7 separate regions of the Mus musculus genome follow, and regions 1, 2, 3, 5, 6 and 7 are each linked to region 4. The links are chromatin loops, found by intact Hi-C in ENCODE. Cell type or tissue: gastrocnemius. All regions are shown on one strand. Each heading gives the region's core, and the rest is flanking DNA. Links, peaks and the distances in the headings are about the cores only. Region 1 overlaps Lnx1 (ligand of numb-protein X 1). Region 2 has its middle 94 kb from the start of Lnx1. Region 3 overlaps Scfd2 (Sec1 family domain containing 2). Region 4 holds the start of Gm52779 (a long non-coding RNA gene). Region 5 overlaps Pdgfra (platelet derived growth factor receptor, alpha polypeptide). Region 6 overlaps Scfd2 (Sec1 family domain containing 2). Region 7 overlaps Gm19583 (predicted gene, 19583).

What was found. A loop is a pair of places that touch in the nucleus more often than their neighbours do. Peaks named below come from ENCODE experiments on the same cell type or tissue, not always from the same donor. Only the 100,000 strongest peaks of a DNase experiment are listed, where the experiment ranks them.
Region 1: a loop joins it to region 4, with 2.9 times the contacts of the local background. A loop is called at or near these places in 11 of 42 quality-filtered maps.
Region 2: a loop joins it to region 4, with 5 times the contacts of the local background. A loop is called at or near these places in 14 of 42 quality-filtered maps.
Region 3: a loop joins it to region 4, with 2.7 times the contacts of the local background. A loop is called at or near these places in 17 of 42 quality-filtered maps.
Region 5: it touches region 4 in a loop (4-fold over the local background); 35 of 42 quality-filtered maps call a loop at or near these places.
Region 6: a loop joins it to region 4, with 2.6 times the contacts of the local background. A loop is called at or near these places in 19 of 42 quality-filtered maps.
Region 7: a loop joins it to region 4, with 6 times the contacts of the local background. A loop is called at or near these places in 35 of 42 quality-filtered maps.

The regions. Positions count from the first base shown.
Region 1 is chr5:74,639,286-74,643,740 of GRCm38, reverse strand. All of the region lies in intron 2 of Lnx1 (ligand of numb-protein X 1), which reads left to right. Among named protein-coding and RNA genes, the nearest start is that of Gm32304, 6.1 kb to the left of the region's middle. In gastrocnemius, for the core only: a CTCF peak has its summit at 2,436 (motif pointing left); DNase peaks (open chromatin) are centred at 2,402 and 2,607; H3K27ac peaks cover 1,010 bases.
Region 2 is chr5:74,794,488-74,798,942 of GRCm38, reverse strand. No RefSeq gene overlaps it. Among named protein-coding and RNA genes, the nearest start is that of Lnx1, 94 kb to the right of the region's middle. In gastrocnemius, for the core only: a CTCF peak has its summit at 2,372 (motif pointing left); a DNase peak (open chromatin) is centred at 2,344; H3K27ac peaks cover 1,064 bases.
Region 3 is chr5:74,431,767-74,436,221 of GRCm38, reverse strand. The region is part of intron 4 of Scfd2 (Sec1 family domain containing 2); the gene reads left to right. Among named protein-coding and RNA genes, the nearest start is that of Scfd2, 98 kb to the left of the region's middle. In gastrocnemius, for the core only: a CTCF peak has its summit at 2,251 (motif pointing left); DNase peaks (open chromatin) are centred at 2,234 and 3,276; H3K4me3 peaks cover 264 bases; H3K27ac peaks cover 893 bases.
Region 4 is chr5:74,942,458-74,946,912 of GRCm38, reverse strand. It overlaps Gm52779 (a long non-coding RNA gene), which reads left to right and starts at 2,626. Exons shown (of 2, transcript XR_003955748.1): 1 at 2,626-3,282. In gastrocnemius, for the core only: a CTCF peak has its summit at 2,699; a DNase peak (open chromatin) is centred at 2,691; H3K4me3 peaks cover 899 bases; H3K27ac peaks cover 1,612 bases.
Region 5 is chr5:75,153,173-75,157,627 of GRCm38, reverse strand. All of the region lies in intron 1 of Pdgfra (platelet derived growth factor receptor, alpha polypeptide), which reads right to left. Among named protein-coding and RNA genes, the nearest start is that of Pdgfra, 3.1 kb to the right of the region's middle. In gastrocnemius, for the core only: CTCF peaks have their summits at 380 (motif pointing right), 1,230 (motif pointing right) and 1,820 (motif pointing left); DNase peaks (open chromatin) are centred at 1,727, 2,535, 3,498, 4,117 and 3 more places; H3K4me3 peaks cover 3,976 bases; H3K27ac peaks cover 3,689 bases.
Region 6 is chr5:74,309,475-74,313,929 of GRCm38, reverse strand. The region is part of intron 5 of Scfd2 (Sec1 family domain containing 2); the gene reads left to right. Among named protein-coding and RNA genes, the nearest start is that of Gm32064, 4.9 kb to the left of the region's middle. In gastrocnemius, for the core only: a CTCF peak has its summit at 2,349; a DNase peak (open chromatin) is centred at 2,340; H3K27ac peaks cover 1,994 bases.
Region 7 is chr5:75,141,344-75,145,798 of GRCm38, reverse strand. The region is part of intron 3 of Gm19583 (predicted gene, 19583); the gene reads right to left. It also overlaps the pseudogene Olfr1401-ps1. Among named protein-coding and RNA genes, the nearest start is that of Pdgfra, 8.7 kb to the left of the region's middle. In gastrocnemius, for the core only: CTCF peaks have their summits at 276 and 2,387 (motif pointing right); a DNase peak (open chromatin) is centred at 2,418; H3K4me3 peaks cover 373 bases; H3K27ac peaks cover 416 bases.

The DNA.
Region 1 (4,455 bases), core at 353-4,352, 300 kb after region 4:
TGGTTGCCAGCACCCAAAGTGGTCTTACAACCACTTGTAACTGCGCTCCACATAGACATAACATAATTTTGAGGTCACGAAATGCGATTTGCAGAAAGAGTACTAAGTTTCCGTTAAAAATGTTGAGAAAGAAAGGAAGTTCATTGAGCAAACAGAAACTGTTTGGGAAGATGGAATTTTTATTCAATTTGTGCAACAACAACAAAAAAAAAGACTTTAGCACAAAAGAACCAAATGTCTTCGTGGGGCACATTGACAAACGGGGAGGAAGAACGCAATTTCTCAATATCCAAGTGTCAAGTCCTGTGCTTTGGAGGGTCTGTGACTTCCAGCCTGGAAAGTGTTAGACAGAGGAGGCCTTTTCGTAGTTACCCAAGGAGTGCCACGTAATGGATGTGAGGGAATGGAGGAATGGTTTTGAAATGTCATCTGGAAATAATTTCCACTTGAATGCCATGTCACCTTCTCCCATGTCTATCTCCACACGGAGCTGTGACCCCTCTGCACAGCCCCTGGGGTTGAATGGACTTCACAAAAGCACAAAGACCCAAAAAAAGACTCCTGCTGACATCTGGGTGCCCAGGCTATTTGGAAAGCCCATCAGAAAACCACAGTGGTCAGGCTGCCTTGATTCCTGTTACCCCAAAAGCCGTTTCCCATCAACCTTGAAGTAAAAAACATTTGATCCGTAGTCCAGTTCCCAAAAATGTGCTATTTATGTGTGTGTATGTGTTTGTGTGCGTGCGTGTGTGTGTGTGTGTGTGTGTGGGTGTGTGTGTGTGTGTACATACGTGCATGTGCATGCTTGTGCATGCTACAATATTAAGAATTAAACATAGGCCTGTTACATGCTCTGTGGTCTCTGCCCCGGACCCACATCTCCAATCCTCTTTGCCATTTATTTTGGTTTTATTTGCTGTTTACTTTGATATTGGGTCTCGCTCCCTAGGCCAGGCCAGTTTGGACTCCCTCATAGATAACGCAGAACCTATTATCCTCCTGCCTCAGCCCTCTGAGTTCCTGACATCACAGGCCTATGCCTCCAGGGGGAACTCATTTCCAAATGTTCTATAAGTAACCAAGTAGAACAATTCTCAAAGGAACCAAAAATAGCAGGGACTAAAGTTGGGCAAAAAGCTGCCCTCCTTCCCTACCCCTGCGTACATATTCCCAATCCCTAAACAGTTTACAGAAAACCCTCATTGTCTGTAGCTTGGGACTCTCCAGCTCCCCTCCCCCAAAATGTCCAGGAAGAGAAGTTGATGACCTCAAAGAGGCCAGAGAGTCCTAGGATGGATAAACTGTCTTGACATCTCTATGAAGAATTAACCTGGCATGTGGACTGTGCCCAAACCCTCCACCATCCCTCATCAACCTCTGTCAATTGCACATCTGGTTTGAGCTTTGGAATTCTTCCGAGGCACCCCAGGGAGCAGCACACATATTTATCAGACTCCCCTGGCTATCTGCTAGGCTTTGTCTAAACTAAACAGGGAGTTTATTCTTCAAGTTTCTGGGAAGTACTGGAATTGCTTACAATGTAGAGCTGCAAAGGTTGCTGTAAAAGAACATATTGAAGCAGCCATTGGAAGGAGGGACATTTTGGACATCCGTCTAAGAGAATAGCATCCAAGCGAGCATGCACTCGGAAGCATCTGAAACCAGGAACTCCTCCACCACATCCCTAGCTTCCATTAAATCTTTGGGCCAAAACATAGGAAAAAGGGGGACTATGTACTACTGTCATTGGTAAGAGCATCCCCTTGGGGTCACAGCCCTGATTTCACACTGTCTGCATTAAACAAGGTAGCCAGCTCATCTGGTATGCCCAGGACTGACCACTTTTTAGATGATAATTCTGTATCTCTGAACCAGGTTAGTCCCGGGAAAACAGGGACTGCTAGTCACTAGAGGTTAACCATGACCTTGGGCAAGCTAAACTGTATATTGTTTCCAAATCTGCAAAAAAAAAGAGAGATTGATCAAGCTTGCCTGACAGGTTTTAACAGGGGTAAATAGGTTAAGTGTAAGTGCTCAGAACTGAGCCGCCTTCAGGACAATGAATATTGCTTACTTTGTCATAGACAAGTATGCAGAGGATTTAGGTCAAGATAAGAATCCCAATACTATGTCTGGCTTCCAACTCTTGCCACTGTGTTGAATCTCGTTGTCTGTACCTGTAAAGTGGGGGTATAATATCTCCCAGTTAGGACATTGTTGAATAGGCTAAACCCCAGTTCATGCCTGTTATTAAAAGCACTAATCTAATGACTGTCATAAGCACTGTCATGAACAATAGCAAACAGGGCACACTGGCCAGCATGAGCTACTTGCAGTGCCTCCTCTCTTGAGAAAGCCTGCTTTCAACAGCGAATACCCTGCCTTATGCATGCAAGAGAAAATAAAGTCTGGAACTAAAGAGCTCCCTCTAGAGGCAGAATAAATAACCCACCTAGCAGTGCCCATGAAGCCCAGATAGGAACCTTTTAAACTTCTGCTTCTAGGACGAGGAGGCCAAAGCTATTCCCAGAGATAATTAGGTTATTTCTGGAGATGGGGATCGTCAGTGAAACAGGAAGCCCAAGGGCATGCAGGGACCTAGGATGTGCACTCTGCTGGCAAATGGCCCTGGTGACAGGGCAGAGGCAAGGACACAAGCTGTGTGGTGCTTGTGGCTCGTGTCTCTCGGCCTCAGGCCTGAAGGCACTGGCTTGATGAGAGCAGGCTACGCTTGGCAGATCACGCTGCCTGAGTTCTTCTCAGCAGCCACCCAGTGGATGATACAGTAGTAAAGAATAGGATATACCCAAGAGCTGCTTCTAGATTTCCTTGGGTCTCCCCTGCTTCTTGTGTTCCAAGCACCTCTTGCTTATCAGCCACCCACGTGCATGGCATCTTACTGCCCTACTGTGCACACCTCAACCAGAATTCCACCGTCCTCTCCAGGGACCAGCTGTGTGATCCTGGGAAGGTTCTCTGTGCCTGGAGTATACCAGTGTTTTCCTCATAGGGCTGGTGTGAGGACTGAATGGATCAATACATGTTTCACAACATGCCTGGTCCGTAGTGCATAGCACGTAGCATAACTGTCAGTGTGAGTTGCCCCAACTGTTGATGATGAATTTGAATTGTGAACTGAGGTTCAAAGGATCAAACACAGTGCCAGAGCCATTTACATGAAGGGAAAAGAGGTCCAGTTCCTCTCTGTGCTTCTTTTCCTCCTCACTCCATCCCTCAAATAGAAACTGGCCCCGTTCAGAGACTAGCCAACCGTATCTCAGGCATACAGACCATCTTGGGTAAACTGAGTCACGCGTGCCTACTGAGGTTGGCATCGGACCCTTCATTACCTGTGTGAACTCTATCCTGAGGGCACCTTGTCCCTCCTCACACCCCATGTCCACCTGGGAGCCCCAGGCAGCTAGAACGCAAGTCCCCATCTCACATGGCTTCTCAGCTTGTTTGAAAATTTTCCTTTCTGGTGTTCATTAACAAGGGAACTGGGTGGCTGGAGAACTGGGGACATTTTCCCCCAGCGGTTTGGAGGCAGAAGAGAGGAAGTGATCCAGAGAGGCCATGTGTGGCTGGTGGGGAAGCCTGTTGGCTCTTTAAGATGAGCTCCATCTAGGTTCAAATTTATTCTCTCCCTCTAAGCTGACTACCAAGAGTACACTTGCCCACTGATCCTGCTTGACTCCTTAACTCATGCCAGCCTCACCCAAGACTACACATAAGCACCAACGCTTATTGCCGACATGGTTTCTGGTAGCAAACAAGTGACCCTGTGGTCCCATCCCACATGGAATGGGAAAGGAAGCATGGGGTTTAGCCTAGAAGGGGGATCAAGAGAATGTTAAGAGTAATTTCCAGAAAGTTCCTGGAAGGGGGCTTGTATTCAGGACCAGAAAGCTTGGAAACTAAAGCAATCCTGTTGGTGGAAACTGCACTGTTGCTTGAGTCTCTTCCAAGTATCATGATGAGAACTAACCGGCAGGGATGGGTCTCACTGGGGGTGGGGCGCGCGGGGAGGTGCTCAGGAGCCTCTGTGGGAGTGTTCGGAGGATGATGGCTGATGCACTTATTTTTATCTCAGACACAGTAGAGATGTCTAGTGTTTTCCATTCCAGGACTTGTGAAATATTGCCATATATTTAAAATATAGCCTGCCTCCTCCCCCACTCCAAAAAAAGGATTAAGGCAGCTTGCAACTATTAAACCGTGTCTAGTCAGCACAATTAGAAGCATAAACAGAAAGTATCTAAAAACAGAAGGAAGAAAAAAATAGCTGTTCTCAGCCCCCCCACCCCATCCCCCGGAGCTGTTTTAACACAGCCTGTGACACCCTGTCTGCCTGCACATTGCACACGCCAGTGAGGGCTGAGTGGTGATCAGGGTAAGCACGAGTTTGCTCTCTTGAAAGCTGTGATCTCTGGGAGAGAAGGGACAGTCATTCAA
Region 2 (4,455 bases), core at 123-4,122, 150 kb after region 4:
ACAGCTGAGAACTTCTCCTGGTGTTCCTGCTCGTCCCTCCTGCTGACTTGAGCTGAGGCTGAGGCTGAGGCCTGGCTGTCTTTGCTAGATCATGTCACCACTGTTGCTAACCTGACTACCAAACTGGACTGCTGGTGTATCTGAGAAGTGTTTGCCAGTGGATCAAGCTGCTGTCTGCTAACCTATGAACTGAATGGCTGATTTCCAGACAACACAGACAGGAGTGACCCAAAGAACCTTTCTAAACAGCTTGGCTTCCCCTTTCTTTTCCACTACCTCTGGTGAGTAGTGGGCTGCAAGAGAAGTTAATGTTTGAGAACCATCATTAAAAATAGGATTTGAGCCGGGTGTGGTGGCACACGCCTTTAATCCCAGCATTTAAAAAAATAAAGTTAGCAAGGTTCATCATGACTTTGGAAATTTAAGAGATCCATGGTGCCTTTATCTTCAAGCACATTTTCTTCACTGTCTACTGCAGTGGTTCTCAGCCTGTGAGTCGCAACCCCCTTGACGGGGGTCACATATCAGATATTTACACTATGATTCATAACAGTAGCAAAATTATAGTTATGAAGTAGCAATGAAATAATTTTATGGTTGGGGATCACCACACCATGAGAAGTAGCATTAGGAAGGCTGAGAACCACTGATCTAGTGACGACTTCCACAGGATAACTGGATCATATTTCTAGCCAAGACTGACTACAAAGACTGACCGTTTACCAAACCTTCCATTCCTTTCCCAGGTTTGGACACAAACATTTCCCAAGCTCTGCTCATGCAGGTGAGCACAGAACACCAGCTTCTGCTGCTGCGATGTAATTGGATATGATCGACCCAGCATCACTGAGCCAAGGCTGCTAATAGTTGTATGCCTTTTACACACACACACACACACACACACACACACACACACACACACACTCCACAGTGTCCTTGAACATAACACTTTTGAAGATGGCAGCTGGGGTTGGAGAGAGGACATTGATTAAGAGGGCATACTGTTCTTCCAGAGGACCTGAATTCTGGTCCCAGTCTCGTTCAGGGGGATCTAGTGCTTCTGACCTCTGTGGGCACCTGTATATATGTGTGTACACACAATTAAAATAATATGTATTGCCGGGCAGTGGTGCACACCTTTAATCCCAGTACTTGGGAGGCAGAGGCAGGTGGATTTCTGAGTTCGAGGCCAGCCTGGTCTACAGAGTGAGTTCCAGGACAGCCAGGGCTATACAGAGAAACCCTGTCTCGAAAAACAAAAAAGCAAAACGAAAAAAATGTATTTTAAGATGTATATGTTTATTTATATATCTGTATGTATATCTATATGTATTCTATATATGTATATGCATCTCATGTGTATATATTTCATATATATACACACATATGTGTATATATATACATGTGTATACATGTATATATGTATGTATATACATATATATACACACACATATATGTATGTATATATACACACATATATATTTATGTATGTATGTGTGTGTGCAGGCACTCAAGTGCCATGGCACACACCACACGTGGAGGGTCACTTTTGGGGATCAGTCGTCTCCTTCCGCCATGGGTTCTGGAGTTGAGGTCGTGAGAGTTCAGTGACAAACACCTTCACTCTTAGTTGCTGGGCCATCTTGCTGGTCAATGTCAGGTGTCTTTCTCAATCATATCCCACTTTATTTTCAAGACAGGCTCTCTCACGGAACGCCAAGTTCACCAGTCAGCTAGGCTGGCCAGCCAGAAATGCCCAGGGTCCTTCTGTTTCCGCCCCTGCAGAGCTAGCATTACAGGTGTGCTTGGCCTGCCTAGGCCTTTTGAGTGGATGCTCTGGATGAGAACTCAGGACCTCAGGCTTGTGTAACAAGAACCTCACCTGCAGAACCTTCTCTCCAACCTTCCAAGGCCCCCCTTCTCTCCTTTATTGTGTCACCTTCTTAGCCACTGTTTCCAAAGCCCGTCAGTGCTAATGTCCCCCTGGCCTGAGTTGTGGGTTTCTCTGACCCAGGATCTCTCCCTGAAGACTTCAATCAACAATAGCACACTGCTCGGTGTGTATTTGTGCAAGGTCAGCGGAAATTGCCAGCTCCCGTACCATAGCGGAGCCAAGTCCTGCCTGAAGAATCCAAAAGGTTTAAACTGGAACTGCTACATTGGGTTCAGACTGAGCTCTGCTGAGGAAGCAGGATGTAAAATCCTGGGGAGCCCACAAACCCCAGAATGATACCTTGTATAAGCTTTGGCCTGACTCAGAGCTTGAACAGCCAGCTACACTGTTAACAGTCGGAGTTTCCAAAGCGAACACAGGACCACCTGCCTGGTTGATGGTCCATTGGCCCCCAGCTTGTGGAATTTGTGAAACAGCTCCCTCTGCCGGGCTACTACTGCATTTAATGCTTTCTGTGTCAGAACTTGGGAGAAAATAGATGGACCTGGAAAGTATTACCTTAAGTGAGGTAAAAGAGTCAGAAAGACAAAATCACATGTGCCCTCACTCCCTCCCTCCCTCCCTCCCTCCCTCCTTCCCTCCCCCCCCCCGACCCCCAGATCCTAGCTTATGATGTTTCTGTGTGTGTATAAGTGAGGCTGAGTGTGGATAGAAAGTAGATGAAAGAGAGGAGAGAAGCAGGGGGAAGGTGCTGAGGAAGGATGGAGCAGAAGGCAGCAGAAGGCAGGAGACAGAAAAGCAGAAGCGGGTTATGGGGAGTGGGTGGACGGGTGCAAGGGAAGTCAGGCAATGGGCAAGAAGAGGGAAACAACAAAATTTAAAACAAAACAAAACACATGAACAATTGTTTTGACAATGCCACAATGATGCCAGGCGTGGTGGTGAAGGCTTTTAATCCTAACACTCAGGAGTCAGGGGCAGCCAATATCTGTTAGTTCAAATCTAGCCACATGAGAACTTATTTTTTTAAATGTTATAATGAAACCTAATACCGCATGTGCCATATATATATATATACATATATATGTATATATATATGATATGATATATTTAGTTGAATATATATATATTCAACTATAAAAAATCACTAGTTACCAACTAAGAAACTGGCTGATAGAATTAATGAGTCAAGTAAAGTGTCTGAAATGAGACCACTAGGGGTGTTTCGGTGGGGGCTCTCTGGGATTTTGCAAATCCTTTCTGGGTGGTCCCTTACCCCTCTGCTTCTAGGTCATCCATCACTGAAGAAAAAGAAGCAGCAGCCCTGACCCAGGAGGTTCAGGATGATAGAGTTTCAGCATCTTCTAGGAACAAATACAACCCAAAATTCACCTCTATGGGAAGCTGACATGTGTGAGAGGGTAACGGTGTCTGAGGCAGGCCAGCCAGAACACATTTCCTAAGGAGCCTTCTGAATGGAAGGTGTCTTAGAAGAGAAGGAAGGCAGCTATCCTGAGAGTCTTCTCTAGAGATAAGGTGAGCTTCCAGGCTTGGACCAAAGAAAGCTGGTGACCATGTGGAACCAGTCCACACCTGAACAGAACCATTCAGACTCATTTCTTTCGTCCTGCATTCTCCTGTTGTGTTACTGCAGTGCTAGGGCAGAAGGGAGCTGCAGAGGTAGGGGAGGGGCAAGGCGACCCTACCGATCTCCAGGTCAGTCATTCAAGTCTTAGAGATGGGATGTACATTCCTGTCAGTCAGGCCAGAGTGGTGACCACATGCCCACCATTCACTTATGAACCATACTTAAGTGTCATCTGTGTTACAATTCAAAGGAGTCTGCTTACCTTCTTCCTTACCACAAGCATCAGGCAAAAGGAGACCAAAACAGGAAATACTAATGATGGCTAGGTTGTAGAATGTAGCCAAATGGGCTTAGTACAATCTCTCTCTCCCCCATCCTGAACTCACTCCCACAGCTACATGGTCAGCACCTTCTGGCAACAGCCATCTTCTAGAAACTACACTCAGGCTCAGAAGGGAGTGACCCACCCCAGAAAAGCAGCTGAGTCACCCTGTCCCAGTTTCCCCTTCTGAACTCCTCCTGACTCCCCAGTCAGATAAATCATGCCTGCTCTCTTGGGGAGACATGAGTAAAGGGCGGTGGGGGAGGCCAGGCATAGTATTCAGTACCGTAGCTCAAATCTTGGGCACCCGGGGTTTCCAGAGAAGAGAGAGCGTGGGGCAATCTCTCCTGGGAAACCACTGTGTATATATTCATGCCCCTTCCCTCAGCCACAACACAGATAAACCCCAGTGCTCAGCACCCAGACCAAAGCAGAGCTTCAGTTGTGTTTCCAAAACTCCTTGCTGCATCTGCCCCAGCCTTTGCAACAGCTGCTTTCTCTTCATCCCCTGCTCTAGATTTCCAGCTCTGGAAAGTCAGGGACCATAGCCACTATTTTAGAATTCGGCACATAGCAGATATCTCAGGACTGTTAGGGATGTTTGGATGAATAAGGAATAAAAGCTCCATACAGGTAGGATGCGAGAGTTTG
Region 3 (4,455 bases), core at 344-4,343, 510 kb after region 4:
ATTGAACCTAGAGCCTCTGCAAGCAAGGGCAACAAGTGCTGGTTATCACTAAGCCATTGCTCTTGCCCCTGAAGACAACCTAGTTCATGAAATCCTAAGGGATTCTAGGAGCTCTGTGTTAGGAATCAGGGACAAAACCAAAATATATTTCTTATTATATCTCACAGTGCCAAGTTCATACCTTGTTGTTTCTAGTCATCTCCTTGTTCATCATAAGATGTATAAAAGGAAGAGAGATGAGAAATAAGCAGTTATGTGGTATGCAAAGATTCTTTTGACAGAGAAATGGATGAAATAATGAAGAAAATACATTCCTCTTAGGAGAAAATGCTTCTTCCTCTTCCATCTCAGAGCGACACTGTGAGATGAAATAAGTGCATGCTTTTGGAGGGGTGCAGTGCTTTCATCAGCCTGACTACAGAAGAACCTTGACCCTCACCCAACTCAAACAGCCTTGGCAATGGGATTTGGCTTGGTGAGAAGCTAATTAGAAGATGGGACTTTTAGGTACTCTTCAAATGACCCAGAGTTTCAAACAGATGTTTGGGGAAAATGCATACCTGCTGCTCTTCCATTAGCCAATTACTCTGTTGCAACTGTCACAGGCCCTCTTTCTGCAATAATTATGAAGAATTATGTCCCATCTGGCAGCTCAAATGTTTAGCTCAATTTGAAGGAAATTTAGTTGTAATTATAGGGGCAGTGTTTCTGTTAAGTCTTGAAAAGGAGCCTCTCCCCACTGCAAAAGCTTTGCTGGAAAGGTACAGCACATATTGGGGAGGGGGGAGTCTCATAGAAGCACTAAGTGCATACTGTGCACACACACACACACACACACACACACACACACACACTCCTGGAGAGTGTAAAAAAAGTACATTCTCAGGAATACAATGAACCATAATATAACAAAGTACTAAAACCTAAAATCTATTACATTTAAATGTAAGCCTATGGATTCTTGCTGGCTTATGGAATTTCAAAAAATATTTTGTATTCTTAGAGTCCCTTTGTAAATTTTAAACCATTAATTTGTATATCTCTAGAGACATGATTTTAATATTTTTTCCAGTGTAATTATGAAATTGTAAAAGTTTATTTTTGTTTAAATTTAACCTTTCTTAACACAAGTGAAAAAAAAACCAAGTTGAAATTGAAGACAAAGAGAAATAATCACTTACTAAGACTGTGGGAGTTTTGATTCTATTTTAATTATTTACTAAAAAACAGTCTCTGTCTGTATGTGTGTAGTCTGTATGAGTTTATGTGTACCACATGGTTGCAGTTGCCTGCAAAGTTCAGAAGAGGGCATCAGACCCACCCCTGAAACTAGAGTTACAGGTGGTTGTGAGATGTCTAATGTGGATGCAAGGAAATGAACTCAGGTCCTCTGCAAGAGCAGTAAGTACTCTTAACTTCTGAGCCATCTTTCAGGCTCCTTGTCTTTTTTTCTTTTTTTGAAGTCAAATAGTGAATTGTTATTTTGTTTACTAACCTTGAAATATACACTTGGATTTCCACTATGTATGGTAGATAAAATTACTTCGATAGATGGGCAAGTTTTATTCTTGGGACCTGGGAAAGGTTTAGCCTCTCCGCGCACCCACTCAGAACTCCAAAGCAGCGTAAGTGCTGGGGAGCAAGCATGCAGCCCAGGTGTCAGTTTCCTCCTTCCGAGAGCCAGCCCAGCAGATGGAACAAAAGAGTTTATTTCTGGAAGATATGAAGACATTTTGTACTTGTAAATATTTTCTTACCCCATATTTTTAAAATTATCTAATTAGCATGGGTCACATTGACTTGTATTTTATAAACCAACTCTGCATTTCATTTTAGACCAAGGTTCATTCATTTTTTTTTTTTAGCCATCTCCCAATGTGATATTATATTTACAATAAAGAACATCTGGATATTTGCAGTTGGAGAAGTCTTCGTGCTTTTAAAATATGACATTGAACAAATAGTTCTCCATCAACGGCTAAACAGCAATCAGCCATGTCTCGGATATTTGGGTGGATTTGGTTTTGTTATTAAAAACATTTGTTTTTGTATCACTTAAAACATCTTAATATGGTATGTAGGTATGTAGGTGGTGAAAAAGCAGGTTATGCTACAAGGAAAAACTCTGAAATTTTGTAATAATTAGGGTAATAAGTCTAAATGAAGAATAATGGCTGGGTTTCCTTCGGTCTGGCCTTGATTCTTTCCAAGTGAGAGCACGGTGGTGCAACACTGCCCCCTACTGTATGTCTTTGCCCTGCCCTTTGAAGGAATCTCAAAAGAAAAAAATTGGAAGAAATCAACAGCTTGGGACAAACCTATCTTCTTACATTTGGTATTTTAAAAAGGTGTTGTAGAGAGTACTCAGCACAGACACTCAGAGGATTAGTAGACTCCTCGCTTCTGTGGTGCCGTTTACTTTCTTACGGGGCGTTGCTGAGGTAACAGATGACACGTTTTTGTTTTTCCCCTGATGGATGGTAGTGGAGGTTTGTGAATGTGCTTCTGTTTCAGTTAGCGCTTGTCTCAAGGAATGGTGCATCTTTGAAAAAAAACGCACAGGATCTCTTTGAGGCTGGAAAGAATAGGGCTTTTGTCCATTTTCATGATAGCTTCAGTATTTTTAATAACAGGACCAAACCTTGAGGTAAAATGTATCAATTTAACCAATCACATCTTGGAGCTCATCCAGGCTTAACTGTCTATAAACAACTTTGTCTTATTTTGTGTAATAGAACCCTTAAATTCATGTGCAAGAGTCTTTGGCACGGATAACATTTAAACTTTTTCATTTTGATGAAAAGTTGAATTCCTTCTTTTCCCTTTCTAAGGGTATTACTTTAACAACATTATTTTGATGACATGTCCTTTGCAAATGCATACTTTCGGACATTAAAAAACAAATCGAAAGCCACTTATCATATGAATCATTGTTAAAGTCAGCTGTAATCCGCTGTGTAAAATCTCCCTGTAAAGGCACACAGGCTAGGGGCTTAAACCTGGAGCACATTAAATTAGTTCCAGTCTCTGGCGAACTGGCTTTGCCTGCCTTGCTTAGGCAGGCAAACCGGAAACAGGCAGTTTATAACAAGAAGTCTGCCTCAGAAACCATGGGGTCTATTGGAGAAAGATTTATAGCCCCACTTATATAAACATTACAAATGTGGACTCCGAGTAGGAGGGGAACCGTTATCGAAATCTCCCGAAGAGCTTTTTCATTGTGAGTAAAATGGACAGCGTGCACTGTTGTTTGAAGACCCGCCAGCGTTTCCACAGCCGTCCTCTCCACTGCTCTGCCTGATTAAAATGGAGCATTGTGAAGACTAACCAGACCACCTACTTCTAATTTGTTTTCACAGTAAGACTGCATTGGCATCAAACCTGGAGCCAAAGAGACTCTGTGCCAAAGGAGAAAATTATCATTTTGGAGTTAAAGAAAAAGGAATATAATTACATGAAATCTAGGGGTAATGGAGTCTGGACTTCAGTTTATACCACTGCCTGAGTTTAAGTGATTTTTACATATAAACTCTTTCCTAGATATCGTGTTGTCTTTGAGATTGTAATAGAACCCAGATGAGGCTTGAAATATTTGGTCCCATAAAATGAGGAAGGCTGAAAGGAGAGATTAACATTTGAGATTAGAAAAGCTATTTATTTGATACTTCACATATGGCGAGCTGAGGTCTATGGGCTGCACGTCTGTGTTCTTCTCATTTAGCTTTATCTCATTTGTAATGTCTTGAAACTTTCCACATAAATACACTTTCTTTTGCCCAAATATCTCTAACAGGGCACTAAAATCAAATTCTCTCTTTTCTTTTGGGCTTGTTAATAGTAGCTACTGTCTTGTGGGTCCAATCCAGGTGGTGCTGAGTCCACTCTCCTTAGGATCTCTGCAGCATTCCTGGAAGATAGCGAGCACATCTGTTTTTAGCATTTTTAACTCAGTCCAAACATAAGGTTATTTGGAAAGCACCTTTAAAATAGGGGCTGCTGTAAGAAGGAACACAATGAAAGGTTGTGACTGATAAAACATGAAGCCAGGATCCTCAAGAAGAGAGTGGAGTTGAATGTCGTATGCAGCACACCCATAGAAAGGTCCCCATGTTTTCTTTGTCCATCAGGTCTGTTTTCTTTGATAGCAAGAAAAGCCACTCCTCTAATTTCAGCTGGTGAGCAGAAATGAAAAATCTGATCATGTGTCACATCAGAGAACAGGTGGACTCAAAGGGAGGTTCTGAGCAGTATCACACGACTAATACTAGTGATAATTTTACTGGGTATTATTTTAAATTTTTAAAATTATTTTTATTATAACATTCTCATTATTTTTGAGAATTTCATATACCTGTGCAGTATATTTTGATCATATTATGGACCTCATGTATCAAGGCTTACATATGCTATGTACCAGACTTAGTGTCTTATGTATATATGTCTTTACTGTGCAGC
Region 4 (4,455 bases), core at 253-4,252:
TCCTTCCCTCCCTCTCCTTTCCCCTTCCTTCCTTCCTTCCTTCCTTCCTTCCTTCCTTCCTTCCTTCCTTCCTCCCTCCCTCCCTCCCTCCCTCCCCCTCTCTCTCCCTCCCTCTCTCCCTCCCTCCCTTCCTTCCTTCCCTCTCCTTTCCCCTTCCTTCCTTCCTTCCTTCCTTCCTTCCTTCCTTCCTTCCTTCCTCCCTCCCTCCCTCCCTCCCTCCCTCCCTCCCTCCCCCTCTCTCTCCCTCCCTCTCTCCCTCCCTCCCTTCCTTCCTTCCCCCTTCTTTCCTCCTTTCTTTTATTTTTTCTTTTTCTAAAATTTTTTATGATTTGTTTTTCAGTGGAAGTGTACCCAGAAATTTGTTCCAAATGATTATCTAAAAGCCAGATCACGTTTTCGAAAATATCTTTATAGTCAATGTGTTTCTACATTTTGAGACAGGGTTTTGAATTCTATAGCTGTAGCTGACCTCAAACTTGGGGCTTTCTTGCTCCAGTATCCAGAGCACAAAGCTTCAGAGACCTTCAGTGGGCTCTGGGATGAAGTGGGTTTTCTTACAGGATTAATCCTGGTGCACAGCAAGTGAGCATCCTCTCTCCTCCCAGGACTTCATACCGGTCCCTATTTCAATATCAGGTTTTCTTGGGTCAGTGGTCAAACCAGTGGCAAACAGGCAAGGTCCAGGCAAGCCACGTGCCAAGCCCAGTGTCCCAGCAGGCCAGTGTCTGGAGCATTGATGAGGGACTCAGAGGCTGTGGCTTGGGATGGCAAGATGACCTTCCTGAAGGGTCATTGTCAGGTGCACAAGGCTTTATCTGAAATGCACCCCTCCCTTTCCTGACCTTCCTTCTAGCACCAGCCCTGGTTCTTACCTGTGCTTTGGCCAGATCCATAGTGAGTAGTGACTATTTATCTTAGGATCTGAGTCAACACATGAACTTGGGAACTCCTGCTTCTCTTCCCCCAACCTTCCTGTGCCTTGTGCTGGTGACACTTCCACCCTCACTATCTCCAATGTCATTCACTTGGCTGTCAAATCACTGTGCCTTCTCCTCTGCTTTTGTCTTTTTGTGTGTGTGTGCTTGTCCCCTGAACCCTCCCCAAACACCCCAGTGCATTCCTACCCATGGCTTTTGGATCAAATCCACTGTTCTGGTTGCTATGTCTGCAGAGAAGTTATAAGTAGCCTTTCCAGACTCTTCACCTCCCTTTAGTATGATCCTTTGCACTTTCCGGCTGACTTTTAATTGGCCCATGCTCTTCTTCAGCTTAGCTTCCTGTTGGAGACAGGGTCCCTCCATGTAGCTGAGGCGAGCCCTAAACTTTCGATCTTCTGTCTTAGCTTCCGGGGTGCTGGGTTTATAAGTATGCACCACTGTTCTTGAAGCCTGGCTTTCTCTCAGCCCACGAGCCTCTTTCTCAACCACCTGTGGGTCTCTTAAAGCCCACTGGTTCTTCAGAGCTCAAGGGCAAGTCTCTCTTCCATGTGTCTTCCTTCATCCTCTAGTCCAGATGCAAACGACCTCTACTTTTGCAATGAATACTTTTTCCCCTGTGGACTCTGCTGTTCTTGTATTATAACTATTAATAGTTTTGTCTGACTCTTCTTTTAAAAAGCTCTTGGCTATGCTTAGGACTGAACCCATGGCCTTGAATTCTACCTATGGGTTACAATCCAGCCCTGTGTCTTATTTGATGCCTCCTTTCTTAAAGGCTAACATTATGTCCTTGTCTTGCGTTTTGTTTGTTTTTTTGTTTTTTGTCTTATAATAGAACCTTATATATTGAGCCAGGTTTAGTGGCTGACACTTGTAATCCCGGCACTTGGGAAGCTGAGGCAGGAGGACTTTCAGGAGTTTGAGGTTAATTCTGGGCAACAGTGACTATTAGATCCTGCCTCAAACAAACACCCAAAGTAATCTTATACATAGCTAAGCTCAAACATATTTGTAGGAAGGAATTACTCCATGGAAGAAGTAAGCATCCTTCCTTGTCAACAGAGAAGATGTCAGCTGAGAATAGACAGCTATGTTGGCAGCCAGCATGAGCACCTTTTAGCTGCTAGAATTTCAGTCCTTCATTGACTACAATGATACATCCAGATAGTTCCTCCCAAAGAACATGGATCAAATCTCTCCCAGTTCGATGACGTGCAGGGCTCAGGATAGAATTCTCTTGCTAGAACCTCATGATGTGTGTGTGTGTGTGTGTGTGTGTGTGTGTGTGTGTGTGTGTGTGTCTTACTTTGAAATGACTGCAAATTCTCTAAATACCTCCTGTAGGGAAATCTGCCTGCCCCCTCACATAGCGATAAAATCTTAGCACAAAGCGAAACGGATGATAAATGGAGAAATCTGGCCCCCATCTGCAAAACGAATGGTTTCAACTAAAGGATCCATCCATCGAACTCGTGATGGTTTGAAAATATTACACATTCTCTTAAGTTCTCTGAGAAATTTGGCCAAGCCGACCAAAACACCCCACCAAAACCAAAGCCTCCCGAATAGCTAGGTTTTGTAGAGGGAAAGCAGTGACTTTTTACAGACTCTCTCGCTGCTCCCTTGTGGGGACTGAGGCGCCCGGTATCTAATCTACTCCCCACTTCCTGTGTTATGAAATGCTGGGCATAGTTCTGTCTTGGCTCACTTGCATTGTGCTAGAGCCAAGAGCGGGACAAAAGCCACAGCAAACACTGCCCTCTTTCGTCCGATTGCGTCTCTGCCACTTCTCCGCGGGCCAGGCAGGCAAAAGGGAAGGTTATAAACGCTGAGAGAGCCTTGGCTTGTCTTTCCATCTCCGTGGTTTCTCCGTGCGACTGCGAGGCCTCGGCAACGGGGAACATCTTTATTTTGGTGTCATAAATATCTCAACTTATCCAAGGCTGCTACTCTTGCCTGACGCTTGCTCCGTTCTGAGCTCGGAAGAGTGGGTGTGAAGCAGAAAAGAGCCCTCATTGTTTAAGGTCTCTCAGCTCCGCTTGGATTGAGCTCTGAGCTCAAGATAAAAACCCCAGAAAGTGACACGTCAGCAGCCACAGAGAGGATCTCTTCTGCCTTCCCAACCGCTCGTTTGGAAGAGAAGGGTTTTCTCTTTGTGGTTTGTGGAATTCTTTCCTCATAATTGGGTCATGATGCTCATCAGTATGTTGTTTGGGGATGAACTGTGTGGCCCCCCAAATAGTGCTATAGTGCTTGATCAGGTCTGTTGAGGCAATCTACTGCTGCAAGGCCCGCAAGAGAAAGACATCGCTGCTTGTGGGCTGATTTGATTTGATTTACACAGGTTTGGGTGTTTGTTTGTTTGTGTTTGTTTTTGTTTATTTTTTGGTTGGTTGGTTGTTGTTTTTTTGTTTGTTTGTTTGTTTGTTTTTTTGATACAACCATGAATCACAATTAGAAACTAAATATTGGCATGACTTCATTTTTTGGTTGATTTGAATCATGCTTCTCACCTATTTCTTAGGGTTTGTGGGGTGCAAGGGTGAAGAGTCAGAGGAAGGGTGTGTCACTTAGGAAGATTCTGATCCAGGCAGGAAGGAAAGCAATAGAATGTGGAATTGGCCCACGTGTGATTTTTATTCCTAAGCTTTAGCCCAAGTTCCAGTGACTCTAAGTCCTTGATTTCCCAGAACAGCTCTAGAGACAGGTATTTGGCTCTGCTGTGCCCAGCAAGGAAAGTGTGCTTTTCAGAGTGTGTGTTTCTATGGGCAGCTTGGGAAATGTTAGATACAGTCACAGAGACATAAAGCTACCTCAAGGGCCAGGTCCCTGGGGACCCTGGGTGTCTGCTGTCCAGTGGAAAGCCTACAGGGATTGCTACTGCACATTCCAGGAATGTTCCAGAAGGAGTGCTACCTCTTCTGATCTCCAACACCCTCTCACCACCAGCAGATCTCTAGAAGAGATCTAAGCCAAGAACAAAGTCAAGAGATTGATCCATTTGTTCTCAGTGAGGGCTTTTGATGGGGCATTTACACAGGCGTCTGTCAACGTGCAGAGATCAGGGAAATTTCCAACAAGGGGGTTAGGAGGTGCGGAGAAGGCTTGTCCCTTAAGAGAAGCCAGCCAGATACCTGGGGCTGAAAGCTGAGGGCTGATGGCCTACCTTTGATAATTGCACAAAACTCCATCATGGCCTAAGCTGGATGGTGAGTGTTTTAACTTCATTTGAAAAGGCCCGGGGGTTGGAAAGATGAACTCCAGTTTTCCTGGGAGACTGTCTCAAAATACGAGGTGGAGAGTTACTGAGGAAGACAACTTATGGCTTTTATACACACTAAACACATTACTTGTGCACTCACAAACAAATGATCTCACGGACACACACACTGATTTTATGTTGTCCTTGGGATTGACTCAGAGCTCAGTACTTAAACATTTGGTGGCTACTGACAAGAAAGGCTGTCCTGAGTAGGTGTGCTTTCCTTCCTTCGGAAAGATGGGGTTTCAGGCAGGC
Region 5 (4,455 bases), core at 282-4,281, 210 kb before region 4:
AACCCCCCCACATACACTTGAAATAAAAATTTAAAATTTGAGAGGGAGAGGGGAAGGAGGAAGGAGGGAGAGGGGGGAGGGGGAGAGAGGGAGGGAGAAAGGGGGGAGAGAGGGAGGGAGGGAGGGAAAGGGAGGGAGGGAGAGAGAGAGGGAGAGAGAGGGAGAGAGAGGGAGGGGGAGAGAGAGAGAGAGAGAGAGAGAGAGAGAGAGAGAGAGAGAGAGAGAGAGAGAGAGAGAGAGAGAGAGAGAGAGAGAGAGAGAGAGAGAGAGAGAGAGAGAGAGAGAGAAACTTCCCTCCTACCAATATTTGCTTGGAATTTGCCAAGCCCTCTCAGAGGCATATGCAGTTCCTCAGAGTAGACAGCAGATGGCAGTGTTGGTTCAAGAACCAGTGTCCTGTTGTCTCTGAGCTGCAGGCGCCATTGAAACCAGTTCTGATTTTAAAATGTCCCAACTTTAAAAAAAAATCGTAGGTTAATCTTTACTTTTAGGTCTTGTGATGACTTGTAGTTGAGCTCCTAGGCGTGGAAGAAGAAATGACAAAACTCCTATCTAAAATGCTAAATTTCTTTGGGGACCTCCAGAGACTTCACTGAGGAACAAACATACCGCCATCGTCACCATCAGCATAATTATCATCACCACTGCCCAAAGAGGGACCAAGACACAGCCGTGCCTTGAGAGCCAGGAAGATAGCGCTGTGGACCAGGTCTCAAAGATGTTGCAGAACTGGTCACTTGGGTTTAGGGGAAACAACACCCTTTGACTTTCCACCTCTCCAAGCATGAAGGCTACCTAGACCCTGCCAAGAGAGACCACGACGCCTTTCCCTGCCACTCTGTTCTCGCTGCTCGTAAACCCGCCCCCCGCGGGGTCCCTGCAGCCCAGTTGGTTAGAAAGGACTATTTCCATTGCTCGGTAACGCGGGGTCTAAGACAGCAACAGGCCAAGGAAGCTTGAGCCGGCCTGGAGCGCACACGCCGGCTACTGTCCCCCAAGATCTCCCTGGATCCGGAATTCCACCGCCTCCACCCACCTTCTGCTAAATTAAGACGCCCCAATTCTCCAGCTCAAACCCGGACCCTCAGCCCACTCTTGTCCACCCAACGCCTCTGCGCCAACGCAGTGCCCGCAGGAAAACTCAAGAGCGACCCAGGTGAGCCCAAATTCCAGGCGCACTGGGCTCCCGGCTGGGGACCGCTCGACCGCCCAGGGCTACTGGGACAAGGGTCGCGCTGCGGGAGCCACTAGAGGGCGCGGCAACCCCGCTGATCTTACCCGCTGGCTCCGGCGTCGCTCAAAGCTCAGGCTCCGGGTCCCCTACAGCGCTGCGCGCACTGGGGCCGATTCTCTCTGAGGTTCCGCGCTAGCACGCTCGGGATCCCGACCACCCCTTCTCTCTGGGTGTCTCTCTGTGTCTGCCTGTCTCTCTGCCTGTCTCTGTGTGTCTCCGTCTCTCTGCCTCTCCCTCACTCTCTCCGTGTGTGTGTGTGTGTGTGTGTGTGTGTGTGTGTGTGTGTGTGTGTATCTGTGTCTCTCACCCCCCTCCCCAACACCCTCTCTCCCTGTCTCCCTTAACCCCCGCGCCACAAGATCGCCACCAGATACCAGGCGACACGGATCTACCCGACGATCCCAGGCCCAAGCCCAAGTCCCTTTCCTTCCAGCTCAGGACTGCGGAGGCCGCCGCGCCCCAGGCTCTATGCTCAGCGTTTGCATTGTTTTCAACTGCGACCTGAGAGGAGACTGGGCAGGGTGGAGGGAGGGGGCCAGGTTTAGGGTTACAGGCGAGCCACAGCGCCTCCTGCAGGCCAGCCAGCACCGACCGCAGCCGCCAGAACCAAAGGCTGGACCAAGCTCTGTGATTCGGGGTCTGGAGTGCCCACCTTGCCCCTTTGTTTGCCCTGCCCCTGGGCACCCCTGCTCTACTTCATGCCTCTAGCTTCTCTACCTTCCGGAAGGAAGGGAACTGAAGTAGAAGAAAGAGACTCTCCAAGTCCGTGGCTTACATTTATCCCCTTTTACTACCGTCTAAGTTCCCAGCTAGTATTGGTGGTCCACCCTTCAGTTTAAAACAAAAGAAAAAAACATTGAACTACTTCAGAGGGAAAAAAAAAAAAAGGCACCGATGAGGTCGGGAATCAGAATGCAGTCAGCGAAAGCTGCGTACTCTGCATCCCACACTGAGTACTCTCCTACAAGACCCACCCTCCTCCTCCTCCTCCCCCTCCTCCCCCTCCTCCTCTTCCTCCTCCTCCTCCCCCTCCCCCTCCCCCTCCTCCTCCTCCTCCTCGTCTTCCTTCTCCTCCTTCTCCTTCTCCTCCTCAATGCTGATGCCTCCGGCCAACCCAACCATCAGCGGCCAGACTGTCGCTGAGCCTCTCACCTTTGAGTCACCTATCCAGCTTTCCAGTCAGCAACCTTTAACCTGGATGCTACTCACTGAAGGCCCGAGGGGGATCCCACCCCTCGAGGTCACCAGGCAGAAGGATGGTCACCACGTCCCCAGGTCCCGCGCAGCCTAGGTCCTGTCCCCAGGAGGCAGAAATCCCGCCCGCCAGCTTCGGCGCCTGACGCGTTTGCAGCCTGAAGCCCCTCCCCCTGCATCTCTCCCCAGCCCGCGCCCAGGAAGAAAGTAGAAGCCCCTGGGCCCAGAAGTGGGAGGCCAGGTTCTGAGTCTGAACCCTGCGGGTCTGCAGACTCCAGCAAAAGAAGGGATCCGGGGCAATAAACAGTGGAGTTGGACTGTGTTCTCTTTCTTTCTTTCTCTCCCGCGAGCTTTAGAAACCCAGCTGTACTAGAGACAACCCAAAACAGGACTTTTGCAAGGGTTCCTAAGCAGGAACTGACCACGGCGACAAATTAATTGGTGTGTCACACACACACACACACACACACACACACACACACACACTCCTGTTGGGAAATCGAAGGAGTCCTCATCAAGAGGAATTTGCAAAGAAAGAGGACGAGAGGAAGGATGAGATGGAAAGCCTTGGTCAGGGGAAAATCCGAGCCTAAGAGAGGTTATGTAAACTCCAGTGCGACGGCAGAAGAGGTGCGCCCGAGGAGCGCCCTGAGCCCCGAGCCTCTTCTGAGACTTTGGGTGTTAAATCTGGGGCTGTACAGCTGCAGACCACAGTGTGGGTTTACACTAGAGGCCTCCTCCGGCTCCTCAAGGCTGCCTAAGACTGATCCGAAACCATTCAGGAGAAGCAATTCAGTCCAAAACATTGAGCAATTCCGCCACGAAGCCAAAAAGCCGTTTCCCACACCGCCCAGCCTGGGGCTTTTCTGGGCAGCTCTGTCCGACGCTGGGCAGCCCAGACTTTTAAAAGTGCCACCCACGCCCCCTCCCCAGCTTGGGTTCCCCCATGCACACCCTCCGGGTCTTCTAGAGGTCTTAGCAGACCTGGGAGTTTCTAAGCGCGGGTTCTGCAAGGACTCCCCACAGCAGACAAACAGGCCAACACTTCCTTTCTCGCCAAGGCTGGTCGCCAAGTCACTGGCAACTCCTGCACACCTGGCTGCGAGGCTCTGGCTTGGTCCTGCTGCAGACCAGGGCCGAGTCATACTGCCTTACTCTGCAGACTGCCCCACACGCCTTCCAAACAGAAAGAATCGCCGACCTCAGAAGCTTCAAAGCCAAGAGATCGCTTCCTGCTTTCCCGGCCCTGCTCGAGGGAAGTTAATCTCACATGTATAAACTGATTTCCAAGGGAATAACGGTGAAGGAGGGAAGGCTGCGCGGAGACCGCCCCTGAGTTTTGCAGGATACTGAGCGTTGGGAGGAAAGTTGGGGGGGGGGGGCACTGGAAAGGTTGCGTTCAGGCGACCAGTGCCTCGCATCCATCATCCCAGGGCAGAGAAGCACCCAGAGTTCCGTAGGCAGGAGGCGAGGGTGGTTGGCCTCTTACATTTCTGCTTACCTGCACCCACGTCTGTCCTTTCAGAGATGTCCTGACTTCTTCACAAGAGGTCAGCTCCTAGCCAGGGATCTTGCCTCTTTGCTGCCTGCGGCCAGGACTAAGCAAGAGCCAGGCCCCCCCAACCCCCGGCCGTGCAGAAAAGACTCCACTGGAGACGCAAGTGAGCCGAGTGGGGGTGGGGACTACGGAGCACAATGAGGGCCCCTCGGAGTGCAGTTTGAAATTCCTCAAATCCCAGTTGCTGGAATGCGAGGCCAGGACGACTTCTTCACTCGAGGCCAAATGTGTTTGTCATTATTCCAGATCGCTCGTCCGCGCCGCCGCTGCCGCCGCTGCCTCCGTCGCTGGAGTGAGAGGCGCACGATCCCAGCGCACTGCGGATTCCGCCCGAGGCTTCTAGCACCCAAGTAATTCGCTCCAATCTCTCCGGAACCCTTGGAGCTGCGCCCCTCGCCCGCGCGCCCCTCTCACGGTGCTGCAGCCGCCACCGCCGCGCTCAAGTCTGGCCCCAGATGTTTCCAACAGC
Region 6 (4,455 bases), core at 210-4,209, 630 kb after region 4:
TCGTCCCTGGATGGAGAGAGGATCACAGGGATTTGAGCAGAGACATGGCATTATCTGATGCTGCTTTGGGATGGCGGTAGAGGCAGGTTGTCCACAGACATGAGGAAAGGAGGATGCCGGCACAGACTCTGGGAGATGAGCGGTGAGAAGGCTCCACCCAATGCCATCTGCATGGTACATAGCAGCAAGCCAGGCAGCCAGCTGGGGTGAGGGCAGAGGAAGCCTGAAAGAGGGAGAGCAGGAGCTGGAGGGGCCAGAGATGGCAGGAGGAATAAGACTCTGTGGTTAGGAACACCGTGGTGACATGAATAAGGGACTAGTGGATGAAGCTTACCGTGGAAATTGCTGCAGGGACTAGGCAGCTGCCTCTCCAGCCTTTTCTACCTGACCAGCAGGTACCGGTGAGGTTCTTCAGTGTCAGTACAGTAGAGCTCTAAGAGTGGAGTTGTAACAAGCATCCTGAGCTGACAGAGAAACCATCTGACTGCACCTTCAGTTTACGTGTAAGAGTCTGATTCCCACCAAGAGGTGCCGTCGCCTCTCCACTCACTCAGTCCCTGCTGTCTCCTCATTCCTCAGCACATCCCCTTTGTTTTACAAACAGATCCTTATTCTTAACCCCAGAATTGATTTTAAAATAACTTATTGTTCCTACCATTGGATATTTTTAAGAATCATACTTTGATGAAATCCAAATGGCTTCAATTTAAAAGATACAACAAGGTTTTATCAAACACTTTTTTAAATGGTGTTATTTAGGGACCAGACACAGTAGTGCATGCTTGCAATCCCAGAGCTTGGGAAATAGATGCCGGAGGATGTAAAATTCAGGGCCAGCCTGGGCTACATACTAAGCACTTGTTTAAAAGTTTTGTTTGTTTGTCTGACTGTCTGTTTATTGTGTTTGTCCATGCACAAGCCTGCATGGCATTCAGTCTCCTTCAAGATGCACACAGAAGAGGTCCACCAGCATCATTGGAAGTTTGGGCGAGTTGCATCGCTCCCACGGCACGCTTCTAGTAAACTTGTTTCCTTCATCCTCTCTGCTTCCGTGTGATTGAAATGTTCCCGAGTTGGTTTCTTCAAAGTGTCAAGTGGTCCGCGTGGTGCCCTTGCTTTTCATGTGATTGAAATGTTTCTCACATTTGTCCCTTGTGGGTGTCATGTGGACCGTGTGGCGCCCTTGCACAGCCCTTCCCAGCATTTGATGAAGTTTCCCTTATTTTTAGGAATCTGAAAATAGCCCATTGTATTATAATTAGCCAGTGGTAACCACCCAAATATGATTAGTATGGCAAGGACTTCTGCTTCTTCTCTCTTCCAGGGGAGAGGATGTGGGTGGGGGGAAAAGGCTGGGTAATATTTTGAGCATTTTTTTAATGTCGTTAAATACTTAAGAAGCCTTAGGAAATATTTGTGTTTTCAGGTTCTCTAGGAGGCTTTTGAAAAATACTTACACAGCTAATTTCAAACGAAATATTTAAAACTCTGGGGAGCTAAGTCTTTCACTTTTATCCTAATAGAGCCACTTATAGTACCAGCCTTCAATTTGTCTAGTACAAAGAAAATGAGAAACCTGCCCATGACTAGTGAGCTCAAGAGTGGTCTCAGTCAATGGAAAGTTCATTCCCAAAGTTCTGCACAAGTATTTAGCAGAGTTTTAAAAATTCCTATTGTAACAGTTTTGCCCAGTTTTTCTGACTCTCACTAAGCCCTAAGAAGAACACACTAGCGCAGACAAGATTTACCGTTTGCTTGGCTGCTTTTGCCTCTGTATGATCCAGGAGTGCTAACCCAAAAGATGCCTGCAGCAGTAGATTACTTCCCATGGCAACTGACTGCAATGTTACAAACATGAAGCGTTGGCCAGTTCTGCCTGGAGAGTAAGGACAGTTCCTGTTCGAATGGGGTCACTCAAAACTGAGGCCAAGGGTGACATGATCAGAGCCGCTTCCAGCATGTGTCCTTTCAAAGAGATGTTCTCATCGCCCCCAGAGCTTCATTTTAACTTGTGAGAGTTGAGCTTGTCTGTTGTTGTTGTTGTTGTTGTTGTTATTTAATGTTTTGTTTGCCTTTTTATTTCCCTACCCAAGTTGACCCACTGAGAAAGAAGTTATTTTTAGCTTTGGAAACCTCTGTAAGAAACAGTCTCTGCCTTCTAACTAAACTTTACAAGAAAGATTTATTTTGGAACTTTGGTCAAAAGCATCTGTACTCTGCTGGACAAACATCTGTCTTCCAACAAGAGTTGCTGGCCTTCTGATGCTGGTTAATCTGGGTTTGTACTTCAGAGTCCCACAGAGCAGCGTACACTCATTTGTTGATCCATAGCGCCTCTTGGTGGCCAATGTAGGTTACTGCAGAAGGAAAATGAAGCCCCCTCCCTTTCCCAAGTTTAGCAAGTTCTTAGAGACAAGTTTTAATGCAGGCACAGCTTGAAGATATGATCTGAAGAAGCTATGGGAGCACACGAGCTGGGCCGCTCTGCTAGAGCATGGCCATGGCAGAGGATCCCACTGAGCTGGTGTTGTAAGGACGATGGGAAGAGCCACATACTGACCAACCTCAGCCTTCTCTGGTCTGCCTGATTGACAGCATGCGCTTGACAGACTGGGCTGTTCCTGGCAAGCCTGCTCCCAGTTCCCCTGTTGCTTCTTCCATGCATGGGCATAAGATTATAGATGGGGTTTTTGTCATTAGGATGCTTGCATTCTTTACTGTCAGTTCCTTCTAAGGAGAGCTGTTGTCTTCCCCACCTCTGAATCCCAGACACGAAGCCCAAAGTCTGGGTGCATGGGAAGTGTCTAAGAACCAATCGTGATGCATGAAGACATAAAATTCATAATTATGGACTGTCCTAACAACACAGGCATATTCTTAGTTTTCATTACTGTACTTCTCTGTATTTACTCTTGTTAAATTCCCTTAAATATAGTGATCTCCGCTTGATGAAAAACCTAGGCAGAAAATAACAGCTCCCCACCCCATAACAAAGCTGGGCAGTTGAAAGGCGTCCCCCACTTCTCCCTTCTGACTTTCTAACTTTTAGTTATCTGCTAAATCATTACCTTGCAGTGTCAGTTTGTATTCAAAACATCTGCTAAAACTACTTCACCAGTAACATTTTCTAGTGGAAACTAGCTTAGAGTAAACCTAGTCCCCTATCTCCTAACAGCAGGCAATGCCGAATTACAGTGGCTTTCACAGACTAGAGATCCATGCTATGTCTGATTGTACCCTAACCAATTGTATCAGGGTGTGCTATGTAGAATTTTTAAAAAAGATATATCTGGCTATGTTTGAGAATTGAGCTGTATCCCACTGACCTCATATGTGTGTTCAACAAATATTTATTGATTTCCCATTGTGTACTTGGCATTGTGTAGGGTATGGAAGTAGATAAGTGTTTTTCTTCCCTAAGTCTTGTGAGGAGCCCCAGGCACCCTGATGCAGTGCACTCTGAGCTGTCATGGAATCATGCGTACCCAGCAGGCTAAGGCAGTGTAGGGGTGTGTCTGCAAGGGAGCTGCACACTGATGCTGTATGGATGGACTCTGTGGCCTTATCAAGGCAGCGAGCCACCTCTGTGGAGTCAGTCTGGGAGTAGTGTCTTGGAGGAGAGAATAGCCACACAAATAACACTGCATTCCACACATAGAATGTTCACATGGGCAAGGCAAGGAAGGAACGTGTGGATTGTAGGTGTGGTGGATAAGAACAGTTTCTGCCTGTAATTCCTCTGATCCCAGCCTTCAGCATCTTTGCTGAACTCTGTGTATCGGATCTTCATGCAAGGCGTTTCTCATGCCTGGAACATCACAGCCTCTGGTGTCAGGTCTAACCTCCTTTCATCCTGCAGAAAGTCAATGCAGCAGCCTGTGCATCTTCATTCCAGTGCCCACCACACCACTATATGACACAGTGTGTCCCCCTCTCCTCTATACACAGGAGAAGTGTTCTTCCTCTACATATATAAAGCGTGTACTGTTTTTCATCAGTACCTAATCCTCTTTTTGGTATTTGGGGCTTAATAAAGATGCATTGATCAGATCAGATAATTAATTTAATTCCTAATGGCTCTCTGATGACATATCTCTGTATGTAACTTCAGGACCCTGGATATTTGTGAGTTTATCCTTTTTATTTATTGCTAAAATGAGAGGAATATGGAAGGCCTCCCTATGTAGAATTCAAGCCAACATGTCCTTTTTCACAGTAGTAGACCTAAGACAGTTTGGGGTGTCTCTATCAAATACCTCCCCTCAGGGATCAGGGAACCCCTTGAAAGAAGAGGTGGGGAGAGTATACGAAGCAGAGGGGAGCGAGGACACCAAGGAAACAAGACCCTCTAAATCAACACTGTCACAGTTTGTATGAACTCACAGAGGCTGAAGCCGCAATGCACCAGACCTGTATGAGTCTGCACCTCACCCTCTGAGTAGATAGTATGCTTTC
Region 7 (4,455 bases), core at 188-4,187, 200 kb before region 4:
AACAAAAAAACAAAAACAAAAACAAAAACAAAACAACAACAATAACAAAACCTCCTTCTGGAGTTTTCTGTTGCAGCACCACTTGATCCTAACCGCTAAGACATTTACTCACTGTAACTCCAGATACAACCTCACTCATTCACTCAAAAAACAAACAAAAATAACTGGAGATGAGAGCGCTGCAGCCCCACAAAAAGGCCTGGCCCAGGATGCTGCTCTGCCCTGTGCTCAGTCAAGCTTTCTGCAGTTTTACAGCTTTGAGATCATGCTTGCTGGCCCTCTGCTGGTCCACACTGTCTTTCTTTTCTCTGTTCTGGTTCCCTTGTGGTTGTTTAAGTGGGAGGAGTTGTTTGCTGGTTTGACTTCTCTTTTCTCTTCTTTTCTTTTCCCTTTCCTTTCCTTTCCTTTCCTTTCCTTTCCTTTCCTTTCCTTTCCTTTCCTTTCCTTTCCTTTCCTCTCCTCTCCTCTCCTCTCCTCTCCTCTCCTCTCCTCTCCTCTCCTCTCCTCTCCTCTCCTCTCCTCTCCTCTCCTCTCCTTTTCTTTTCTTTTCTTTTCTTTTCCTTCCTTGGACAGGGGCTTAGTAGTACACCAGACTGACCTCCAACTTCTGATTTCAGTGACCTCCTAAGGCCAGAGATCACCAGGCACACACCATTGTGCCGATGCATCTTTATCTTTGGAAAGTAAGTAAGCAGAAGAGATAACATAATGTCCATAATCTCTCTCTCTCTCTCTCTCTCTCTCTCTCTCTCTCTCTCTCTCTCTCTCTCTCTTTCTCTCTCTCTCTCTCTCTCTCTCCTGCTGCTGCTGCTTTGGTTCCTTAGCTCAAGCAGCCTTCTTTAGACTCCTAAGTAGAGCTGTGAGTCTACAGGCATGTAACAGGATCAAAAAGCAGTTCCAGTTTGCTTGTTGTTTATGAGGTGCTGGGTTCTAACCCAGAGTCTCTGCACGCTTAATAAGGGCTCTGCCAGCCTCAGAGTCACACCGTCAGTCAGCTTTACAGGCACAACCATCCTTCTCTGTCTTCACAGACAGCCAGACAGCCGCAGTCTTTTCTAACAGCCGCTCTAGAACCTCAAGGCATTTACTTTCTTTGAAAGGGTAGTGGGAGCTGGAGAGATGCAAAGAGCTCGCTCCTTTCTGTGGGTGCACAGCTCAGCCTTCTGAGTGGCTGCCTCTGAGTCTTCAAGCACCTGCCTTTCTGTGCCACTTAGTATAAGAATGGAAATCACCCTTGCCTTTGGCCTGCCTCCTCCAGCATCTACCCCAAGGGGCTGTTGAAGTTGGCAAATGCTTATTTAACACCTCCTGGGTGAGAACTGTGATAGACTCAATGATGCTGTCATGGACAGACAGCTGCCATACCGAGGCTTAGCTTTGGGCTGGGGAGACAGACAGAAAACAAACTAGGCCCTAACTAAACAGCAGGTGTGAACAGCACTATGAGGCCACCAGGTGCTTGAAGCCACCATGGGCAACCAGAGTTACAAAATTTTCCTTGAAGGTGATAGCTAGAGCTCTGAGCAATCCCGGGGCTAGGTGCTGCTTTCGAGGTAGGGGTAAACTCGATGGTAGGGTGTTTACCCAGCATGCTCAAAGCTCCAACATCGTGAGCTCTACACACATTCTCTCTCTCTCTCTCTCTCTCTCTCTCTCTCTCTCTCTCTCTCTCTCTCTCTTTGTGTGTGTGTGTGTGAGAGAGAGAGAGAGAGAGAGCTACATTTGCTCTTGTTCTTAAGTCATTCATAGCTTGTAGGTTACATGGGTGTGCCTGTTTATGGTAGTGTGGAGACAGCGCTGTAATCTCCGTCCTGAAAAAGGATTGCAGCGCCCCCAAAGGACTGTGATGTTATGATATTGAACACACTCCTCTAAGAAGCTGACATTGTTCAAGAGATAACCCCCACACGCACCTCCAGGTTGGCTGCTATCTTGGAATCTGAACAAAACTGAGACTTTAAACCGGTGGCTCCCTCAAATCTGAGGCTTTACCGTCATCACGGGGAGTGGCACTATCTCACCAGATAACAGGCCTGCATGCTGTTGTTCTTCTTCGCGAGCTAATCTTTCACAGACTGACAATGAGAGAGGGACTGCCTCTGATTCGAGCATCGTTTCAATTATCCACTAAGGACTTACAGCTTATTGGGTTTGCACACCACAAAATAAGACACCGAAGACCTTTCAAAGACCCCACAAGATGTGTCAGGTCTCTTATTGTGTGTGTTTAGTTAATTGCTTTACTGTGTTGTAAGCGTAGTTATGAACTGAATTCACTATGCAACAGATGGCTAAAAGGTTATAGCGATTTAGCCATGGGGGGGGGGGGGGGCGGGAACAACCTTGGTTGAGTGACAAGTTCTGAGGTTTTAGACCACTAGAGGGCACAAGAGGCCAGGTCAGAATCTAAATTCACCCTAACGCGTTCACAACCCGTTGCTTGAAACCAATCTTCCAGAGAGAATTTAGTCACATCTACCCACCCGTGCCTAAGCCTCGCTCCTAGCAGACCGTCCAGTTCGATGTTAGCCCTCAGCAAACCTGAGGTTACACCTCAAGGTGAAACTGTTTGGAGTCATCCTCCGTACGCTAAGGAAAGTTGGTGAGATCTCAGTGCTGGATGAGAGAGCGATGAGAACTTCCAGCCCTCCCTCTGCTAGGCTCTGCCGCAGCCTTGGCTATGAAACCACCCGAAGTCGTGGGAGCTTCACTCGGTCCATGATGCTAAGAAAAACTACCTATGGTGTCATCTTTTCCAGAGTGGGGCTCCTCAAGGAAGGAACACTTGAGCAAAATTCCAGATTCTGGAGCTGGGTGGAAGGCAGTAATCATACACTTCCTTCTAGAGTGGCTGCTGCGAGATAGCCCAGCCAGCAAAGGGGCTTGCTATATCAATCAAGTCTATGACTTGGACAGAACCAACAAGTTGCCCTCGAACTTCCAGAAACTATTATTGTAGTAGCTTGCATGCACCACCCTCACTCACAAAAATAAACAAACAAACAAACAAAAACCACACAAAACAATAAAAAAAAAAAAAAAAAAAACAATGTTAAGGGCTGAGCATGGTGGCATGTGTCTTAAATCCTAGCCCCAAGGATGCAAAGACAGATAGATCTCTGTAAGTTTGAGGCCAGACTGGTCTACATAGAGAGTTCCAGGTCAGCCAAAAAAGATAGAGACCTGACTAAAATGAACAGACAAACAAATACTTTAGACCAAAATAAGGGCTGGAGAGATGGTCCAGCAGTTAGAAGCACTGACTGCTCTTCTGAAGGTCCTGAGTTCAAATCCCAGCAACCACATAGTGGCTCACAATCACCCGTAATGAGATCTGACACCCTCTTCTGGTGTGTCTGAAGACACTACAGTATACATAGATATTGTAAAAAAAAAAAAAACACACCTAGAATCATTAGCAAAGATAATATCTTATCGAATTCTTCCCCATGATGGCTCTATGGAAAATTGATATTAATATTATCATGAGTTTGTCACTTAGAAGCAAAAAGGTCAATTCACGGTACCATACAACCACTTTACCAACTAAGATACATCCCAGGCCAAGATTGACGTCTTGCTAGGTGATCATAATACCAGACACTGGTCACACTCAAAAGACTCAAATGTCCAAATGTGACAATTCGGGACTACGTTGTATTTGGGTCAATGTTAACCATGACTGTGATGGCTACAGGCTGTACCCTTGGCCCTCACACTAATCCATTTCCCCTTTTTTTTTTTTTTTTTTTTTTTTTTTTGCTTCCTGAACTAACAAATGTTCTTCCAACCACTCAGGAGTTTGGAGAATCTGAGTACTTATAACTAATATTTTGTTCAGGTGAATATTTTTAAATATGAAAAGATCTAATCTTTTATGGTAGAGCTTAGTACCTGTATAATTGCTACTCAATCTGCATACATTGAAGCTCAAGTAAAAATTCAGTAAATCAGAAATATGCTTGAAAAATTCAGGGAGCATCAAACATGTTGAAAATATAAATAGTTACATTTTATACAATGATACATGGATGTCACTAATCATAACAACTGAACCTTCACACGATTACATACGTTTTATAATGATTAACGTCTTAAAGATCTACTTATAGAGTAATGTGACTGTAGATTTTTGAGAGAAAATCCATGCAATAAATTATTCTCTTTTTTACAGATAATTAAGAATGCATCCACCTAGTTTTGAAAATATCATTTAAATTTTACATAAGAAAAAAGAAGAATGGATAGGGGAAACTGCTCCTCTGTGGATAAATTCATTTTCTTAGGGATTACTAATAACCCTGTCAAAAAAGTGGCCCTGTTCACCACATTTCTAGTTGTTTACCTCATTACTCTTCTTGCGAATCTTGGAATTATCATTTTAATTAGAATGGACACTCAGCTCCACACACCCATGTACTTTTTTCTCAGCAATCTCTCTTTCTGTGACTTTTT